2 separate regions of the Mus musculus genome follow, and region 2 is linked to region 1. A link is a contact called in ENCODE Hi-C or POLR2A ChIA-PET data. All regions are on one chromosome and are shown on one strand. Each heading gives the region's core, a stretch centred on a gene start or an enhancer-like site at or near the end of the contact. The rest is flanking DNA. Distances are from core to core; before and after follow the strand shown.

Region 1 (5,108 bases), core at 725-3,224:
TTACACGCATTCAGGTATACATTAGGTAAAACTAACACCGTAATCATTTTAAACAAAAAGGCCTGTACTGCTGTGTTCACACTGTCCTGTAACCAAAGCCCAGAATTCCCTTCATCTTAAAACTCTTAAGTCTGTAACCATTAAAGTAACAGCTCACCCCTCCACCCATTTCTCCATGTTCTCAACTACTATTCTGCTCATTTCTCTTCTTTTTTTCCTTCTCTCTCTCTCTCTCTCTCTCTCTCTCTTTCTCTCTCTCTCTTTCTTTCTTTCTTCTTCTTATTCTTTTTTTCCCCCCAAATAGCTAAAGAAGTGATACTAAAAGTAACTAGAAGCCAAGAGAGGATGAACACGCTGGTCCATAGGCAGGGCTGCCTGGTACTACCTGAACACATCTTAACTCTGCTTCCTTCCTTCGTTCTACTTACTTATTTTTCAGACATATGCATGTTCCTCCTCAACAGTGAGGAGGAAGAAGATTAAAGAAGATTAAAGATTTTATTTATTTATTATATGTAAGTTCACTGTAGCTGTCTTCAGACACTCCAGAAGAGGGAGGGCATCAGATCTCATGACAGATGGTTGGGAGCCACCATGTGGTTGCTGAGATTTGAACTCAGGAAGAGCAGTCAGGGCTCTTAACCGCTGAGCCATCTCTCCAGCCCAACAGTGAAGTATTAAAACAGAAGGTGGAGAACTGTGTCCAGCCTGGTGGAAATGAGTCTAGAATATAATATAAGAATATATACAATAAGTGTCTCTAAAAAGACACTTGTGTGCCTTTCTATTTGAAGTTAGAAACAATGGACTCCAAGACACTGGAATTCCCCTCAACAATCTCATCTGGCAGAAGGGGAAAGGCCCGATTCTAGGCTCTTCAGGGCCCCTTTACTCTTTTTAAGCCCAGTAAGTTGCAGAGTCCAAGAAACTGGAAAAAGTACAGTCAGTGATGTGACGCGGAAATTGAACAGAACTTTCTGGCAGCTAAAGCTAACACCAGGCAAGGCTTCCTTTCCTGCCTGGAAAGGGATGTCCAGCAGCTAGGGAGGGTCTCCACCCCCTCCCCCCAACAGCCCCCTCCACCTGGCTCCCCCACCATGGCCTTCTCTGTCCTTAGGATCCTACAGGGTAACTGGATCCTTCCTCCGCCCACTGTCCCCTCTCCCTTTCCCTGCTCCACCTTGGGTGCCCTGGTGCGTTTTTGCTGGGTCAGCTGCTCGCCACGCCCCTCGCGTGCCATCTCCACAAGCCCCAACCCAACGCCAGAACTTTCTTCCCACCATCTTTGAGGACCTCTCATCTACCGTCAGGACCTTTTTCTACCAGAGCGGCGCCTCACATCCTCCCAGTCTAGAGTGTTCCGCCCACCTCCCCATCCAGTCCTGACCCACCTCACCTTCGGGTCCCCCACCCCCCCTCACTCCACCCCCCCTCTCACTCCACCCCCCCAACCCTCTCACCCCACCATCGAACCTTCTAGGCTTCCCTGTTGAGGCCTACCTGGACCCCCGCGGAGTCGTGTCCCCCCCACCCCCCGCAGTGTCAGACCTCTCCCACCACACGCACGTGCGCGCCCGGCTCTCAGGACATTTCCTTGCCATTTCCTTTCCTGGCCGGCTTCCCACTTCGGGCACCGCAGTCGCGCCACACTCACCTGTAGCACAGCAAGCAGCAACGCAAAGCTATATAGAAGTCTGCGCTTCGGGAGTGGCCGGAGGCCTGGGGTGTAGTGATCTGCCCGGGCAGCGGCAGAGGCTGTGGGCGTGCTGGGTCCTGGAGGCTCCATGGTGTCAGCTCATCCGAAACCCTGCGGCTTCAGCTCCCAAAAGCCACGAAGGATGGCTGTCCCCTCACTCCTAAAAAAGTTCTCTGGATTTCCTCACTCCCAGAAAAGTTCTGGATTCTTGTCGCGGCGACTTGACGCTTAGTGGTACCTCCAACCTCCGCGGGCTTGCGCGCGCACCGGGCAGGGGTGGGGAAATCCACCTTGGGAGGAGCTTGATTACGCGTCCAACCCCGATCCTACCTAATATGAAAACTTGGGAGCAGTCGCCGGACAGAATCTGAACAACTTTTATTTTTTTAAAGAATCACACCACTTTTATTATATTTGTCAGGTCGTGGTTGGAGACGCCCATGCTTATTAAAAAAAAAAAAACCAACTCGTAATACTCAAAGGTCTGCCTGTCCCTTCATATTTTGACTAATATGATATTCACCTTTGAGTTTCAGCTTGTGTCCCTGGAGGAGCCGACTTGAAGATGTCTGTAGTAGTGAGTACTCCTCCTTCCTCATCTTCTGTCTCCTTCATCTCTCCTTCTCTTCTTCTCTTCCTCTTCTTGAATTTGTTTTTGTTACAGTTGTATGCTACCAGGCAGTATCTGAGAACACAGAAAAGGAAATGATAGAATGGATGGTCTCACCCCAGTAACAGAAGCGAAATCAATCCGTGTCTCTGTAACGTTTGGAACACTGAACACACTTAGCCGTGGTGGTAAAGCACTTCAATCCTAGCACGAGCAGAGGCAGGCTGGTCTCTGAGTTAGAGTCCAGCCTGGTCTACAGAGTGAATTTCAGGACAGCCAGGGCTACACAGAGAAACCATGTCTTTAAACACACACACACACACACACACACACACACACACACACACACCTAAACCAACAAAACACAAACAAACAAAAAGAATAGATGACCTCATCTACCCACATCAGTGCATTTTGGTAATTTCACAATCTCAATCAATCAATCTCTCTCTCCACATTTATACACACACATATATATATGTATATACATATATATCTCACATATACACATTATATAATATATACACACATATATACACGTACATATACATGCAGGTGTACTGGTGCCTCTAATCTCTGCACTCAGGAGGTAGAGGCAAGTGGATCTCTGTGAGTTCAAGGCCATCCTGGTCTACATACTGAGTTCCAGGACAGCCAGAACTATGTTGTGAAACCCTGTCTTGAAAAAGCAAACCAATTATAACAAGAGTTTGAATTTCCATATGCTTCAGGCCTCCAGATTTCCAGTATAGAATATCATTGAACAAACATCATCACATTTGCCTCAGTTTACTTCTTAATCCACAACCCCAAACAAAATTTTGTAGGGGGGAAATGCATATTTTCAAAGAAGTAAGTTGCTTAAAACCTGACATAATTCTGTAAGCTTTCTAGTACCAAAATAAAGTATTCGGTTTGTTAAGAACCTGTATCTTCTGATTGGTGGACCTCTGTGAGTTCAAGGCCTGCCTGGTCTGCATAGAGAGTTCCAAGACAGCTACAGCTACATAATAGAGACCCTGTCTCAAAAGAAAGAAAAATCTAACTTCTGTCTAATCACCCGAGTTCTCCCCAATTGGCTCAGATGACGCCAGCATTACAAGAAGCAGCTCGAAGCTGCTTGGAGACACTGTGGCCAGCTGGCCTTCTAGGTTCTCAGCACAGATCCCACGAGGCCACAGAGGAGGGAGAGTCCATGAGCAAAAGCTGATGTATCATGGGACATACCTGGAAACTGGATGGGGCTGTAAGTGGCCCATGTGCAACCTGTGAGATCACGACCCCCTCTCCTGGGTGTGCTTGGTCTATACTCCCAGGGTTAGGAGATAGAGCCATAAGTCATTACTCCCTTCTGAGTCCTATGAGACATTCACTGTACAAAACAGCCAGGAGGAGGCAGATGGACAGTGTATAAGGATGTGTTTGTAACTGGGGCTGGCCAGAGCTGGCCAGAAACACAGGCCCAGATTAACAAGACAATGACGTTGCACTCTGCCTTGATTACCCCTAGAAGTCAAATCTATTGCCAAGGTGGAGGTAGGGAGATTTTGTAACCAACACCATGTGTCAGCTGTTCTCAGGGGTTACCTAAGACCATAGGAAATACCAGATATTTCCACAGCAATTCATAATAGTAGCAAAATTTCAGTTGTGATTGAAAACAATGTGGGGATCACCACAACATGAGGAACTGTATTAAAGGGTGGCAGTGTTAGGAAGGTGGAGAACCAAGGCCATAGGCCATGCTGCATTCCTTCCCTTTGGCGGACCTGGCATGCTGTCTTCCAGTTCCAGCCATGCGCTGATGAATGGTAGAATTCCTTCTCTTTACAGGGTGGACAGGAGCCAAATTACCTTTAAACACCAATTTTGATGATCTGAGTCTGTGCCTGAGAGTAAGACTTCTGGCTATTCAGGAGTTCTATTTTCCACTTTGTGCAGAGCCTCCACAGTTGTCCTAATTTACATCCCCAGCACTGGTGTATAATCACCCCTCCCCCACAGCACCATTTCCCATCTTCCTCTCCCATAATCACCACAAGTGCCACACACCCTTTTAAAATGTTTCTGAAACATCTGGATACTATTGTTAATCTGTTACTTTGAAATTGCTTGCTACATCTACATAGTAAATATGATTGTGTTTCACACACTGGTCAGATCGTGTATGATCTTGTTATATTTGTATATTATATATAATGTATATATAGATTATGACCTAGTTATAGATTAGAGTTTGCTTGGTTAGAGTTACCCCCAAGATATTTTATATTACTTGAAGCTATTGTAAAAGTGTTATTTCTTTCTTGGTCCATTTGTCATTTGTAGATAGATGGACTACAGATTTTCATGCGTAATTTTATTTCCTGCTATTTTGATGAAAGTATTTACCAGCTATGGGAGTTTTCTGGAGGAATTTTTAGGGTGACATATGCATACTATCATATCATTTGCAAATAGATACTTTCACTTCTTCCTTTCCAATTTGTATCCCCTTGATCTCCTTCAGTTGCCTTATTGCTCTAGCTAAGACTTGAAGGTCTATATTAAATAGGTATGAGAAGAGTAGACAATCTTGCCTTGTTCCTAATTTTAGTGGAATTGTTTTGAGTTTCTCTCCATTTGCATTGATGTTGGCTATGGGCTCGCTGAACTGTCTTTATTTTGTTGAGGTATTTGATGGTGTCCTCATATTGCTGTCCTCTCCAGGACCTTTATAATGAAGAGGTGTTGCATTTTGTCAAAGGCCTTTCCTGCATGTAATGAAACAATCATATGTTTTGGGTATTTTTTTTTGTCTTT
Region 2 (5,108 bases), core at 1,922-4,421, 38 kb before region 1:
CCACAATAAAGAAAGAGAAGGAAGCCGTGGGGGGGGGGGGGGGACACGCCTTTAATCCCAGCACTTGGGAGGCAGAGGCAGGCGGATTTCTGAGTTCGAGGCCAGCCTGGTATACAAAGTGAGTTCAAGGACAGCCAAGGCTACACAGAGAAACCCTGTCTCAAAAAAAAAAAAAAAAAACCAACAACAAATAAAAACAAACAAAACAACAACAACAACAACAACAAAAGAGAGTGAGAGAGAAGGAAAAAAAGAAAGGTTTGACAGAGAGATAAGGCAAGCATGGTCCCAGAGCTGGATACAGAGCCTGGGAAGAAGTGGGAGGCAGAGCTTGGAGGAAAAGTGCCATGTCCAAACAGGACTGAGTGGGCTCTGACTGGGCGTGCTGGAGAGGTGAGGTGACCGAAGACTTGTGACTTAGTTAGGGTTACTATTGCTGTCTATGATGAAATGCCATGAGCAAATAAATCAAGTTGGAGAGGAAAGGGTTTATTTGACTTCCACTTCCACATCACTGTTCATCATTGAAGGAAGTCAATACAGGAAATCAAATAAGGCAGGAACCTGGAGGCAGGGACTGATGTAGAGACTGTGGAGGAATGCTGCTTACTGGCTTGCTTCCCCTGCCTTGCTCAGCTTGCTTTCTTACAAGAACACAGGATGGACTGGGCACTCCCCAAACAATCACTAATCAAGAAAATACAGGCTTACCTACAGCTCCGTTTGATGAAGCCATTTTCACGATTGTGGGTCCCACCTCTCAGATGACTTTAACTTGTGTTAAGTTAACATAAAACTATCCAGCACAACTTCTGTGTGAAGAAAAGTTGCAAGTAGAGACTGGGACTGTGCACCCAGGTAAGGGCGGTGATTCAGGCCACCTCTCCAGCTAGCTACTGGCCCAGCTCTGGTCACTCTACTGACTATGAGCAGGTTTAAAACTTTGACATTTGCATTGGTCCAAGACTGGGCCCCAAACCTGCATGACCCAGCCAGGCCGGCTTTCTCTCCCATTGGCTAGAGTGTCACAGGCTCGGCGGCACACACTCTAGCTACCCTCTAGCAAAGGAGAGGCCTATTTGCCTGCTCAGCACTGTACAAGTGACATACTATGGGACACATGAAAGGTGATACCAGAGCACCCAGGTGGCAGAACTGGGTAGAGAGACTAGGGTCTGGGAGGGGAGGGGCCCTTGCCTGCTGTAGGAACCTGGAGAGGTTTTGTATAATCACTCTTAGGAGCATAAGCAATGAAGTGAAACTCTTCTGTGTCAAATGCAGAGGAAGAACATACCTGAGCAAAGCTTGCTTGCTTGCCTGCCCGCCTGCCTGCCTTCCTTCCTTCCTTCCTTCCTTCCTTCCTTTCGAAACAGGGTTTCTCTGTATAGCCCTGGATGTCCTAGAACTCACTCTGTAGACCAGGCTGGCCTTGAACTCAGAAATCAGCCTGCCTCTGCCTCCCAAATGCTGGGATTAAAGGCGTGTGCCACCACGCCCGGCTTCTACCTTCTTTCTTTTCTTTTTTTTTTAAGATAGATTTATTTATTTATTTATTTATTATACATAAGTACACTGTAGCTGTCTTCAGACACACCAGAAGAGGGCGTCAGATCTCATTATGGGTGGTTGTGAGCCACCATGTGGTTACTGGGATTTGAACTCATGACCTTCAGAAGAGCAGTCAGTGCTCTTATCCGCTGAGCCATCTCACTAGCCCCTACCTTCTTTCTTAAACATGCCTTTGAACTAGTATTTGTTTTATGAAGGCAGAATCTGAACAGGAAGTGTGAGGAAGCACTTCCAGTCACTGTCAACCTTCTCTTCCGCTCTGGGTAGGTGTTGGAGGCCAGGGACAGTAAAGTATCTGCCTACTGCACAATGATTAAACGAACCTGAGTACACACTTACTACAGGCGCCCTGGTGAGCAACTTTCTGTCCTAGGCACTCACAGACAGGGCATATTTCAGACAATACAAACTGAGTATTTATTTGCTTATAGCAGGGTCTCCCTACATCAGCCATATTGACCTCAAACTTTCCATCCTCCTGCCTCAATCCTATCAATGCTGGGGTTAGAGGTGTGTATTTTGGCCAAAAATCCAGTTTTTATTTGACTTTGGAGAGGGGTAGTAAACCTCTCTTTTATATCATATTTTGCATAAACCAACATTAAAACAGATCTGCATTCTCAAAAAGGACATTGGAAGTGTGATAGGGGAGGTTGCTGTGTGAAGTTTGCCAGGCTGCTTTAAAAAAAACTGTCCAGAGAGAATTGGTAAGATGTGTAATTCCTAGCAGTCCCGACCAATCTATGGAACCCAGCCTTGACCGGGGACCGCAGACGCTTCCTTCCGATGAACAGAATGGATGGCATTAGACTCAACCCATTTTTATTTTAGGGTTTAGAGATAAGGTTTTGCTTTGTAGCCCAGGTTAGTCTTGCACTTATGACAATTTTTCTGTCTCACCCACCCAAGTGCTGGGGATGACAGTCACTATATTTAGAGCACCCACAGAGGACTTAGGTAGGGATTCTCTGGCTAATATTTCCTTGGCATTCTTTGCAAAGTTATGGAGATTCTACTGAACTCTCTTTGACAACAGGTTGGGATGGGAACCTCTAAAGAAGGTCTAGGTGGCAGACAGGTCAAAAAGTACGGGTATCCATACAGAAAACTCACTAAGAGCTACAGAAGTCGGAGCTGCAGGGATAATGAAAAAAGAAAGGTCCCCCAGTACTCGGAGCAGCTGTGTGCGGGGTAGAGGCTTGGTTGAATTAGGGAGAAACAGGAAAATCTTCCCGTGGCCCTCTGACTTGCATTCTCAGGGCGCACCGCCGGATGAGTTTCTTCCTAGCCTCCTGGGGAAAACTATCCTGAGAGTCCTGCAAGGTTTTGAGACTGGCGAGGTCAGCTGCTGGCCATTCGTGGCTCCCAGGGGAAAAGGGAGGAGGTGCAAAACCAGGAGAGGAGCGGGAGGCGTTCCCGGGATCGGGGGCGTGTCTCGGGCGTGGCCTCTGGGTGTCCAATCCCCATCGCTCCGCTCTCCACCAACCACACGCCGCTGTGGGCAGTCCTTGTCACAGCAACCGTTCCTGGGTGCAGTTTTTTTCCTTTTTTTTTTTTTTTCTTTTTTTTTTTTTAATCCCTCTCCCCTCCAACCCCCCCAACTTTGCTTTTTTTGTGAATGAAAAAAGGAGGTCGTGAGCGGTCTCGGGGACTGCGGCGCTCGGCGTCTTAAGGCTGCGCGCGTGCGGCGGCCTCACCCGGCGCCTCGCTCTCTAGCGCGCCGCCCGCAACCTCCGCAGCGCAGCCGGGCGGCGGCGCGGCCCAGCGGCCGGAGGTCGGAGCGGCGGCGCGCAACCCGGCTCCGCGAGCCTCCATGACATTGGGCGCCCGGGTCGCGCGGAGATGCTGATCCGGAAGAGGCAGTGGCTGCAGTGCAGCGCCCCAGGCTGCTCACGTGCCGCGGTCCGACCAGGGCTCCTGTGCCAGAGTTTCTTCTGATCGTACCTGAACCGGGACCCCAGGAGTCTGGGTCTCCAGCACAGAGCAGCAGCGTCGGCGGCGCCCCAACTTGCACGCGCAGAGTGACCCCAGACATCTCACTAAAATGAGCGTGCTTAGCAGGAAGAGATGTGTTCCCTACACTAGAAATTACCCCGTCACATGTAGTGGTGTAAGTACACGATTGATTTCTATTATGGCCGGGTTGCAAGCAAACGTGCCACCTCGCCTTGGCTCATCCTTCAGCACCCTCCCCTCTCCTCCCTGCGTCCCTCCTGCCTTCCCCTGAGCTCCACTCTTCCCTTGGGCACTTGCTGAGTCTGCACAGTTCAGAGGGAAGAGAAACTAACCTTTCTTGGGTGTTTTTAGGGGAGAACTACATGTTTTGCATCGGTGTGTCGTGCCCCTCCCCCTTCCCTATTTATTTCATTAAAAAAAAATTGTGTGTGCAGAGCGGCATGTCAGGAGGGAAATAAGAGGTTCAGAGTGGTAGAGGTGTACCTTTTTCCTTTTTCTTTTACTTTCCTTTCTTTTCTTTCTTTCTTTAAAAAAACAAAAACAAAAACAAAAAACAGTACAATTGCGGTGTTTGCTGCCGGCAGTGGAGCTAGCTGATTCTTTGAAGTCAACTCCACTGTGGTCTGTCCAGCTGAGTTTTGGCAAACTACTGGTGGAATTCTTGAGCTTTCTTTGTTAATGTTCGGGTAGCCTAGGGTTGAAAAGGTTTATCCTGTATTTAGGCTTCTGTTTCTGTTAATGTGATCATTTAAGATCCCTTTGGGCCTTGCTTTACGTTTTCTGCGTGGGGAGGGAGGATCCACCCCTCCACCTTCGCCCATATTACAATGTCAGCGTCCACAGTGGGAGCTCCTTTAACTCCAAACCGACCTTTCCTTTGCTCCTCTCCTCCCGAGTCTTCCTTTCTATCCACCTTCCTTGCTTTTTACTTTCATTTTCTCGATTTTCCTCCCTTTCACGTTTTTTTTTTTTTTTTTGTAAGATGCAGGATGTGGGATATTGGTTGCTAGGAGACAAGCCAGGCTCCCAGGGAGATTGTCGTTTCCTTGACAACCAGACTAGGGCAGCCACAGATGAACAAGCCTCCTATCAGCTGTGGGAGGGAAAGGGGGGCTTTTGAGCTCTGCAAACAGTGTGTGTAGGGGTGCGGGGGTGGGAATGGGAGCCCTTGAGGTTTGTGGGTAATCCGAGCACACCTTCGGATCTGTCCTGGACAGAGCACAAAGAACTGGGGAAGCTGACGTGCAGGACACTGTTTGTGAAGGGGGGGGGGGGTAACTTGGGGACAAGAGTTGGGGAGGAAATCTCAGTGGCTTCAGGATTGTCAAGGGGGTGGAATCAGTGAATTGGAGGTTGTGATACCCTGGATGAGGGTGGAGGATGGTCAGGAGGCTCTGGAGGAATGGGGCTGGGACAACTGAGAGGAACAGTGTCCAGTCACTGAAGAAGGGTGTGCCAGAGGGAAAGGGACAGTGGGAAAGTTCACCGCATGGTTTGTATTGTCATGCATCAGCAGTGATCCAGAAAAGTAGTAATATTCTAGAACAGAAGTTACATTAATATTGCCATGGTGTCGTCTGGAC

The links. A loop is a pair of places that touch in the nucleus more often than their neighbours do. ChIA-PET counts read pairs that join two places held with the same protein, here RNA polymerase II (POLR2A).
Region 2: a loop to region 1 is called in a map of heart, with 5 times the contacts of the local background. The contact joins the promoter of Rhobtb2 here to the promoter of Tnfrsf10b in region 1. A Hi-C loop is called at or near these places in 2 of 37 maps with a recorded cell type or tissue (both heart). POLR2A ChIA-PET finds 5 or more read pairs at or near these places in 3 of 5 experiments (Patski and embryonic stem cell).

What each region holds. Positions count from the first base shown.
Region 1 is chr14:69,764,338-69,769,445 of GRCm38, reverse strand. Tnfrsf10b (tumor necrosis factor receptor superfamily, member 10b) reads right to left here and starts at 1,974. Exons shown (of 8, transcript NM_020275.4): 1 at 1,655-1,974. The coding sequence starts at 1,786. 4930480K23Rik (RIKEN cDNA 4930480K23 gene) reads right to left here. Exons shown (of 3, transcript NR_130157.1): 3 at 2,333-2,381.
Region 2 is chr14:69,803,608-69,808,715 of GRCm38, reverse strand. It overlaps Rhobtb2 (Rho-related BTB domain containing 2), which reads left to right and starts at 3,171. Exons shown (of 10, transcript NM_153514.5): 1 at 3,171-3,679.